Linked DNA regions of Mus musculus: region 2 is linked to region 1. A link is a loop called in an ENCODE intact Hi-C map of the cell type or tissue named here. Cell type or tissue: heart. All regions are shown on one strand.

The links. Hi-C counts contacts between places; a loop is a spot of excess contacts. Peaks named below come from ENCODE experiments on the same cell type or tissue, not always from the same donor. Only the 100,000 strongest peaks of a DNase experiment are listed, where the experiment ranks them.
Region 2: it touches region 1 in a loop (2.5-fold over the local background); 1 of 42 quality-filtered maps calls a loop at or near these places.

The regions. Positions count from the first base shown.
Region 1 is chr14:47,470,575-47,475,574 of GRCm38, forward strand. Fbxo34 (F-box protein 34) reads left to right here and starts at 1,987. Exons shown (of 3, transcript NM_001146086.1): 1 at 1,987-2,143. In heart, no CTCF peak of the experiment used is centred here; DNase peaks (open chromatin) are centred at 1,977 and 2,477; H3K4me3 peaks cover 2,384 bases; H3K27ac peaks cover 1,491 bases.
Region 2 is chr14:47,647,182-47,652,181 of GRCm38, forward strand. It overlaps Ktn1 (kinectin 1), which reads left to right and starts at 2,130. Exons shown (of 39, transcript NM_001347527.1): 1 at 2,130-2,258. In heart, no CTCF peak of the experiment used is centred here; DNase peaks (open chromatin) are centred at 2,080 and 2,650; H3K4me3 peaks cover 2,875 bases; H3K27ac peaks cover 1,912 bases.

The sequences.
Region 1 (5,000 bases):
TGTCTGTGCGTCATATCTGCCTGGTGCCTTTGGAGGCCAGAAGGTGTCAGAGCCCCTGAAGCTGTAGTTACAGCAGGTTGTGAGAGGTCATGTGAGTGCTGGGAACCAAACCCAGGTCCTCTGTGAGAGCAGCCAGTGCTCTTAACCACTGAGCCATCTCTCCAGCGCTACAAGATAAGTCCTTAATTTCTTAAGATGCTTTTGTTAAGTATTTTGATCATGGAAATGAGAAAGGGATACAGCCCAGGAAACCCGGTACATGCTAAGTAGCCCAGAGTGGCTTTGAACTGCCACAACCTCTTGTCTCAGCCTTCCAAATTCAGGGATTACAAATGTGTACTACCATGCTTGGCTTAGTTTTATATTTTAAAATTGCAAATTTGTGTGTGTGTGTGTGTATGGAGGGTTTTTCACATACTCCAGCCCACGCATGTGTGTGTGTGTGTGTGTGTGTGTGTGTATGTATGTGTGTGTGTGTGTGTATGTATGTGTGTATGTGTGTGTGTATTTGTGTGTGTGTGTGTATGTGTATGTGTGTGTGGTGTGTGTGTGTGTGTGTGTGTGTGTGTCTGTATGGGTGGTATTCACATACTCCGGCCCACATGTAGAGGACATCTTTTCATCCTACCAGGTGGGTCGTAGGGATTGAACTCAGGGTGTCAGGTTTAGTGTCAGTACCTTCATCTGCTGCAGCATCTCACTGGTCCTATTTCTACATTTTGATTCTTTAAGACTTCACACACACGTTTCACAAGAGGTTTTTTATTTTCTGATGTGAGGCTGTTTAAAAAATTTTGTGTGTATAGCTATTTTGCCTGCACATGTGTGCACCAGATGTGTGTCTTGGATCCCCTGGGACTGAAGTAACAGATAATTGTGAGCCACCACGAGAGTGCTGAGAATTGAACCTGGGTACTTTAGAAGAGCAGCTAGTGCTCTTAAGTGCTGAGTCTTCTTGTTGTTGTTGTTTTTTTTTTTTTTTCTTTCACTGATAAGTTTACAAGGCTCTTGTAGATTAGCAGTTTAACTTTAAAGTTTATGTACTTTCTGGTAGGTACTTCTGCCATAATTTTATGGAAAATATATTCTTTTGTAAAAATTTTTTTTATGTGTATAGTGTTTTGTCTCCGTGCATGCAGTGTTTGTGGAGGCCAGAAAAAGACGTCTGATTCCATGAGGCTGCAGTTACAGACAAGTTTCGAACCACCTTGTGGTGTGCTGGGAATTGAATTCCCCTGGAAGAGCAGCCAGTGTTCTTAACAGAGAGGACCCGCGCCCTGCTCCCGCTGATCCCAAATTTGCTTTGCCATTGAGGGTGACCATGAACCTGTGGCGCACCTGACATCACCTCCCAAACTCTGGGATTACAGATATGAAGCAACATGCCCAGTGTGTAGGACATCAGGATCAAACCCAGGGCCATGGGCTTGCTAAATAGCTCATTTTAAAAATTTGAAATAGATGAGCCGGGTGTGGTGGCACACGCCTTTAATCCCAGCGCTCGGGAGGCAGAGGCAGGCGGATTTCTGAGTTCGAGACCAGCTTGGTCTACAAAGTGAGTTCCAGGACAGCCAGGGCTATACAGAGAAACTCTGTCTCCTAAATAAATAAATAAATAAATAAATAAATAAAATAAAATAAATAAAAATAAAAATTGAAATAGAACCATACGCTAGTGGTAGAACCAAGATTAGAACCCAGACATGTTGGATATCTAACAGGGTCAAACGTATTAAGGCTTCTGGAGCACCTGGGAGTGTTAATGAACTTGTCACTCTAACTGTGCTCTAGGGTTAGGGTCCTTGTTGTGCAGTGACACTCAAACTCCCCAATCTCCCGCCACACCAGGCTTGTAGGCGCTTGTCCTGGCAGCTCCCATCTCTCCCCACAGCGCTCGCGGCCGCCCGCAGGGGGCGCTGGCGCACGCAGGCTTTGCGGCCCCGCCCCCGGGCAACCGTCGATTGGGCCGGCGCGTGATGTCACGCCGGTTTAGCCAACAAATGGGTTTCGGGGCGAGCGTTGGGCTCCGCCGCTCAGCGCTGAGCTCCTGGTCCGCCTCAGTGTCGGGGAGCGAGTCAGGCCTGCCGCCGCCGCATCGGGCTGCCGCAGCCCCGGGCCAGGCCCTGGCCCGGCAGAAGCACAGGTGGGCCGGGCGAGGGCGCGGGGCTGCGGGGCGCGGGGCAGGTGGACACCGTGGCGGCTCCCGCTGCTCCCCGCGGCAGGGCCGAACGTTGGGGGCGGGGACCGCGGCTCGCCGTGCTCGGGGTGCCGCCGCCGCAGCGTCCTCCAGAGAGCCGTCCTCGCGGCCTGGCCCCGAGGTCGTGCGCCCGGCTGCTCCCTGGGCCCGGAGTCCGGCGACCCAAGCTAGGCCGCCGCGGGTGGGCTGCGTGCGGGGCGCGGGGCTCCGGGTGTCCCCGTGCAGGTGAGCGGCGCGTCTCCTCCACCCTCCCCGGGGGGCCCTGGCGTGCGAGCCTGCGGTGGTGAGGTCACAGTGCCGAGGCTCGGCGTGCGGGTGATGTCAGGGCTCTACCGAGACAGACCGTGATGTCACTGCAGGCCCCGAGTGGCGACCTTGGCGCGCGGAAGGGCTGGGAGGACCCGCGGGGAGAAAAAGGAAGTTCGGTCCTAGCAGATTTGAACCAAAATCTTGGGATCTCGGCTTCGTACAGTTTGGATGTAATAATTGTCAGGTGCTTAAACTTCATTTCGGAGAGCATCGGTAGTAGTACAGTTTAAGGACATTCGGTTTAGATATGAGGGATCTTGGGGGTTGGGCGTGGAAGGGGTATTAGGGTGTTCACTGTGCCTTCAGGAAGCTAAACTCAGTTTGATGGTTTGATGTAGCAGTTGCTGGGAAAGGGTGCGCGGGGGCTGAACCAACTGGAGGGCTGATAATTTAGTTGGCTTTATCTTTTTTTTTTTTTTTTTTGCCAGTGATCTGCTTGTTAGCGAATGACCAAGGCAAGCAGATCTTGAATGAACTTTGTCTTGCAAAGAAGGGGAGCTTGAATCAATCCAACATTTTTCTTAAATAATAATCCCCCGATGATGTAATTTATCCTGGTGTTTCTTGCCCCCCCCTCCCCCGTTTTATCAGGGACATTTGTTTTTTTCTGTGATTATAGCTCAGCAATAAGCCTCTGCTTTGCAGCCCACCCCCACCCCAAGACTAGGCTGTAACGTAATATAACACATCTGAGGACTACCTTTGGGGTCAGGCGACTTACATTTTGTCAGTAGTGCTTCCGAATGTGAAATGATAAATTTTAGCAGGTGATTTTGTGAATGTTGATTTTTCTCAGGCTTTGAAAAGATAGTAGACCTGCATAGAAGCACTGGCGCACTGGCGGTCAAGCACACATCTCTTGACTGCCCGTAGTGACACGAGGGCCCAGAAGCAGTTACATAGGACACTTCATACTAAGAGGGATGGAGGGGAAGAGTGGAACACAGTAGGCTGGCCATGCTGTCAATGAGAAGAGAGATGGCTAGCGCATGCCGGGAGCAGCCAGGTGAACTTTGGATCAGGAGATTAGTGTAGGTCGGTGGTACCAGGTGCTGTTCATCAGGACAGTAATCCCTAAGGCACGTCAGAGCTTTACAGCTGCCCTGCCCGGCAAGGAACCTGGATGACTTAAAGGCTCTGAAGGTCCTCACATTCTAGTGTCTAAGTAACCCAGGTGTGATCTAAGTCACAGTGGCCACCTCTCTAGAGATCTTAAACTTTGTCTAGATCTGTGTGGCTCAGTCTCCTTCAGAGAGACTCGGTGTGTGGGGGGGGTGGAGGAGGAGGAGAGAGCAAAACCACGAACACTAGCACAGTCTGTGAAGACATTCAGTATTCACCTATATTTCAAAGTATGTTGCTCTGGAGAGCTTTGGAGTCCAAACAGGCCCCACCCCGTCCCCAAGAAGTGGGCCATGATGGAGAGTTTTAGGGATGGGGCTTACCTCTAAGACCTGTAGAGCCTTTGGCTAACAAGTCCAGGTTGAAGAGATTTGTAGCGTGGCCTGTGTCCAGAAAAGCCACGGGAGTGGCTACTGCTTGGTTCTGTAGGAGCCCAGTCCGCAGTGCAGCATAGTTTGTCTGGAAAGCAGACTCTGAAGTCAGAGAGACTGGGGAACTGTAAGGTTTAACATGCGTGTGGGAGATTCTGTGCTAGGTGACAGTTCTAAGGAGCGGCTTATTTGTCAGTGCGTGTCCTACTCCCCCGGGACTTGGGCCTGACTCACCAGTGTGCTTTGGAAGCACTTGAGCTGTTTGGTTTCACAGGCTGAGGTTGAGATGGCAGTTTGCTTCCTGGTGAAGCTCACCTTTGATTCTCATTCATACCCATTGAGATGAAAGTCTGCACTTTAGATTTTTGAGTTGTTGCTGCAGTTGGTTAAGAGCTGTGGGGCTGTTGCGAGAAAGGGGTGAAGGTATTTTTGCAGGACCCTGGGAAGACCAGGTGTGAATAGATAAGGAGCTGTCTATGAAGAGTGGGCCCTCTCTGCTAGTGTATTGATTATAGTTTCCCAGCCTCAAAAAGCTTGTTTACTCTAGTCATCAGATAAAGGATTTGGCTTTAAAAAGACTGGAAGTTATGCCATAAGGTATTAATAGAAAGGATGTTAGGACCAGAATTTAATGAGAATTTTAAAAACTTATTTAGTTTTCCAGTTTTTCCTGTTGTGTGCATGTGTACCATGTATGGCCATGTATGTGCCATGTGTGGTGGCTGCTGAGGTTGGAATAGAATGTTGGAAACCCTAGAACTGGTTACAGAGATGATTGTGAGCTGCCATGTGGGCGCTGAGAACTGAAGAGCAGCCAGTGGTTTGAGCCCCGGAACCATCTCTCCAGCCTCCCGTCATGACCCGATTGGAGGAGAGAGTCACATGAAAAGCAGACTCTTGGGGAAATCTTGTCCTGTCCGTCGTCACAGGTTTGGCTGACTTCATTTCTTCCCTTCCCTGTGTTTCTTGCCTGTCTCTGGCTTCTCACCTTTGCTGGCGGC
Region 2 (5,000 bases), 180 kb after region 1:
ACTTTCTGAGAACCTTCTTCCTCCTTTATTCAGATGAAGGCAGGCATCCTTCCAGCCTCCCTTCCAGTACTGTGAGCTGCTTTACTTCAATGCTTATCTCTGCCTTCCCTGAGCTGGCTGAGTGAGATACAATCTCTTACTCAGATGCTACTCTGATCTCTACAGAACTCCCCAATTCTGGGAAGCCTACATGGTCAAAACAGGAATGGGCAGGCGCCTCTTCATCTATCAATATATTGCATGCCTTCAAATCTTCCCCAAAATCCGTTAAGAAGAAAACTGGTACAAGCTAAAAGCAGTAAACTGTGCTTTTTGTCCGGGGGGGGGGGGGGGGCGCAGGGGGGAGGGGAGAAATAGTCTTTCGGTAGCTACATTATACCTTATAGTTTTCAATAAGGTTTAATTTCTGATTGTTTTAAGAGATAACTCAGATGGGGAGTGCTAATTCCTTTTAGCAAGTTAGTTGTGGGTTTCAGCGACATGGACATGACATCGGTGAGTAGTGAGCAGCAGTCACAGTTAATTATAACTTAGGTTAATTATGTGTGTTAACTATAGTTAATTATGTTACATTTTACTATACTTCAAAACTTAGAGGATTAGTCTTAAATACCAATAGGGCTTGCCACCTGTAACATATCTAGTACATCTTTTTGTTTTGATGTGAGCAATTAGAAAGCTTATAGGAAGGAAGCATCCAGCTGTTCCCCTTTGAGAAGTCAAAGTTCATCCGAATAGAAGTGGCTGGCGCATTTATACTTCTGTATCGACTATAAGAAGTAAGACGTTTGGAGGATTGCTTCCCTAAAGACCATGCTACTATGTAACTTACGAAGGAACCTATGTATCATTTGTATGCAAATGATGGTGTCCTTTTCCTAATGTCAGAAAAAAAAATCTAACTGGAAACTTTTTTGTGGGTGGAGGGGGCGCAATTACAGAGTTGTTTGTAAGCTATTCAAGAACCTTTACATTCCATTACAGAAATGATACAGTTACACTTTGTATTAAGCTACTAATGGCCTCACTTCCCAACAAAGCCAAATCTTCTGGCACTTACAGGTTCAAGAGACAGCAGCTCAGAAACAGTGTTTTGCTGGCCTTGGAGCTGGTGAGTGCTGAATAATACTCATGAGAAAGGAAAAGAGCAAGCTCCTTGAGAAGTGGTGATTGGACACTGGTGGAATTCTCAATACCTCATCAGGCTGTTGCTACAAACGCTTCAGCTTTCATTTCTGCTTTGAAGAGCTCTGAAAGCTTGGGCGGAAATCATTCGAACGCAGACAGATGCGCAGCATTCTTGTAACTAGCCTATGATGAGGACATTCTCTGTTGTTAATGTTGAGACTTATCTGATGCTCCAATCATTAAGGATTGCTCCTGGGTAATGGTAATGGTGAGTCTGATTCTATTTCTCTACCCCACACTCTAGAAGCGTGCCAATCATTTGGTAACTTTTGAGGAGAGTTTAGAGTATGTTGTAGATATGTTCAGGGCAGTGACTGGCGTTGTCTGAGATAATAATAATAATAATAATAATAATAATAATAATAATAAAACACTAAAAAGCAACACCGGAGAAAAAGCTTCCATCCTCGCAGCAAAGAGCAGAGAGACGCAGAGATTCTGGTCAACCCCTCTTAGCGCTGCAGTTTCTAGTTATTTAACCTTGCTTAAGGAATGGCCAGCAGCCAGCAAGCATTGCAGCCTTACAATATTTGCACACAACTTATTTAGGTCGGCTCTATAAATTCCTCGTTTTGCGGATTTCGGAGGAGAAATCCCAGCCGTGTGTGTGTGTGTGTGTGTGTGTGTGTGTGTGTGTGTGTGTGTGTGTGTGTGTGTGTATGTCTAGCAACTTGGAGTACGGTTAAAAGGAATCAACCCGTGTCGGGGGCCAAGTGGTACTTTTGTGCGAGGGTCACGTGAGACCAAGGCCGACTGGGGGAGGCAGAGTAGGGTTGAATGGATGAAGGGATTCCGCAGGGACTTCCAGGCGGAGGGTGACGTCTCTGCAGCCCAGCGCGGGGCATCTGGAGGCCGCCGGCTGCGCGGACCTGTCCCTTTAAGGGGCCGGTCTCCGGGCCCCTCTGGCCGCGACGCCCGGACGTGCGGAGCCGCCCCGCCCCGAAGCCGCCCGTTTCCTGCGGGGCGGCGCGACGGCACCTGAGCTACTGCGGCGGGGCCTGGGAGCGCGCTGACCAGGAGGTAGAGCTCGCGCCGCTGCATCGTCCCGGCCTGGTACCCGGCTGCGCAGGGTGAGGAGCAGGGCCGGGGACTCCAGGGCGCGCGGGCGCGGGGCGCAGGGCGGGGGGCTGCGCTCGCGGGGTAGGCCTCGCACGGAGGTCGCAGTGTGCAGCGTCCGCCCAGGCCGCGCCGCCGCCGGCCCGCTCCGAGGATCCGCCTGCGGGTTCGGGCTCCAGGGTTCTGGCTCGGCGATCTCCCCGTGGCTGCAAGGTCCGATCCCAGGTCCGCGAGTGGCCGGAGCTCCCCGGCCATCTCCTCTGAGGGCGAGGTCGATCCGCCAGGGCCGCGGGGTGACCGAGGAGCCTATTTTTAGCTGGGCTCGCAGGCCCCAGGGCGGGCTGGCGGATTAAGGCTCTGATGAGGGTGACCAGAGGGAGCGCCTCGCCTCGCCTCGGGCGCCCTGGGCTCGGGCTGGGCCACGCGTGCGCCATGCTGGAGCGGCTCTCCCCTCGCTTGTCCCGGAGCGCCGCCCCTCCCACCACCCGGTCCTGGGAGTTAGGGGAAATCCTGCGAAGTTCTCCCTCTCTCCCAGGGGTGTGTCCGCCTTGGTGTCCAACAATAGAATTTGGGGTGTCCCGGATCTGGCCGCTTTTGGCGTAAGGGAGCAGAGTTCGGCCATCCGAGACCGGGGCTTGGGAAGCAGCGTTCTCTTCTTTGTCCGGCTGCCTCTCGGTTTAGGTCAAAAAGTGCGCTGTTTAGTGTCTTCGGGTCCTTCTGGGAGGAGGCGGAAACCCGGATTCTAACAGCAGGGCCACTGCTAGAAGTGGATTCCTTAGCAGCTATGTGGATTAGCATAGCTTCAGAAGCTGCGGGCCGAATAGAATAGTTCAAAGTTTTGGAGTGTTCTGAGAAATTGACAGCTCCACACCCAGGTAAAGAGGAGCTCCCCAAAGGTGAACTAGACATTGAGTTGTGTAGCAGGTGACTTAGGGGTGATTTAACTTTTTTTTTTTTTTTTTGCCTGAATTAGGTTGCACTTGTTTTCTCCCCTCACCCGCAAGCACTGGCAGCAGTGGCTCTGGTGTGGGTAAAAGCATTTGGTGATGAGACCTGAGATAATCTGTCCATGCTGCCCTGGGGCATTCCGGCTGACCTGTGTTCTGTATGTGCCGCGGTAGCCTTTCATATCTGATGTGTTGCTTGGTAAATAAGCCTCTTTCCCATTCCACCTTTCTTTTAGAGACCTTACACGAAATAGCTAGGCTTAATTATGTAGGTTCTTTCCCCATGCCAACCCTGAGTTAGAAACGTCTCTGAATTTTGTAGCCCTCAGTAGACATACATGTCTTAATTATCAGGTGCATTAGAGAATAAGGTGTTCTACATTACTGAGACACACACTCAAATATATCGGGAAAATTCCTCAAGTGTATTAAACACTTTAATATCACAAAGGATACCCAGTATATAATCCTTTCTTGATTCATTGTCAGCATTATGGAAAGCCGTTGGTTTGTTTTATTTTATTGGTATATTTCTATGACCTCCCTAAGTATTAGCAGCCTCTTTCTCTGATATAGTTTCCCCCTAAACAAATCTAATAAGCAAAATCCACACAAACCCCTCACCCCCCGAGCAGTGTACAGGCTTGCTAGTTTGTAGGTTTTGATCTTTTGTTAGATTTTGATAAAGACCTAACAAGTAAAGGGCTTGTTCTGAGGCTCAGCTTCTAGAGGACGCATGGTAAGATTGACCGTCAGTCAGTCTTTAGCTGGAATTTTACTTGAACTCTTTGGAGGATGTATCGTTTTTCCAGGGAGGGACTCACTGGGGTCAGCCAGAAACTTGAGCATGCCATATATACTTTTGACACCTCTAGCCCTCGAATATGTATTTTTGTTTGTATGCCTACTATGCTTTTTTTTTAATGGCCAAATTTTTAATTAAAAAGATTTTTTCAATACTTTGTAAAAAATAAAAATTAGTAAACTCAGTGGTTCCAGGAGAGTTTGCTTTAGGAATCTGACCTCATGTGTAATAAGGAATGGCAGGAGGTGGGGGCGGGGGAGGTACAAATGTTCAGGTGTTTGAAAGTAACCTCTTACGCATGTGGTTTTAAAGGTCTCTGAAGGCAAATCCAGAGTATCCCTAGAGACCAGAAGTAACTGTCCAGAAGTCGCAGTGACCTCTCATGTATAAATGGACTGCATCCCCCATCATTGCTGCTCCAGTTCTAAGGGACAGAGTCTGGGGTGTTCTGATGAAAAAGATACGATGTATTTGTTAGCAGCTGGGGAAAATTGGTTTAAGATTATGAAGGATATGGTTCCTATAAATAGAAACTTAGGGGGAAACTTTAGGTGCCAGGAACCAGAGTTTGAGTAACTTAAGCCATCACTAAAGTCTAGAAGAGAAAAGTAATAATTTACAAGTGTTTGTCAAGTGCATGAATTGGTGCTGACAGCCTTAAATTGCTTTTAAGCCTTTTCAGTTAAAAAAAAAATGCTGTTTGTCATGATAGTGTCTTTGATCACTCCCAAGGGCAGAGCAGGTGGATCTCGGACAGACCAAAGTAAAAATAAAAAGGGTTGTGAGCTTTAGCCTTGAAATGATTTCCTCCTACCCCCTTTAAAAGAAAGGGTCCGGTCTCTACCATGGAGATTATTTGTATCCCATGTTCATTCACTATAGCAAAGAGTTGGAATCAACCTAGTTGTCTGTTAGTGGGTAAGTGCATAATGAAAATTAGGTCTCTCTGTAAAAGAGTACTATTCACCTCTAAAGAAAAATGATGTAAAAACATTTGCAGGAAA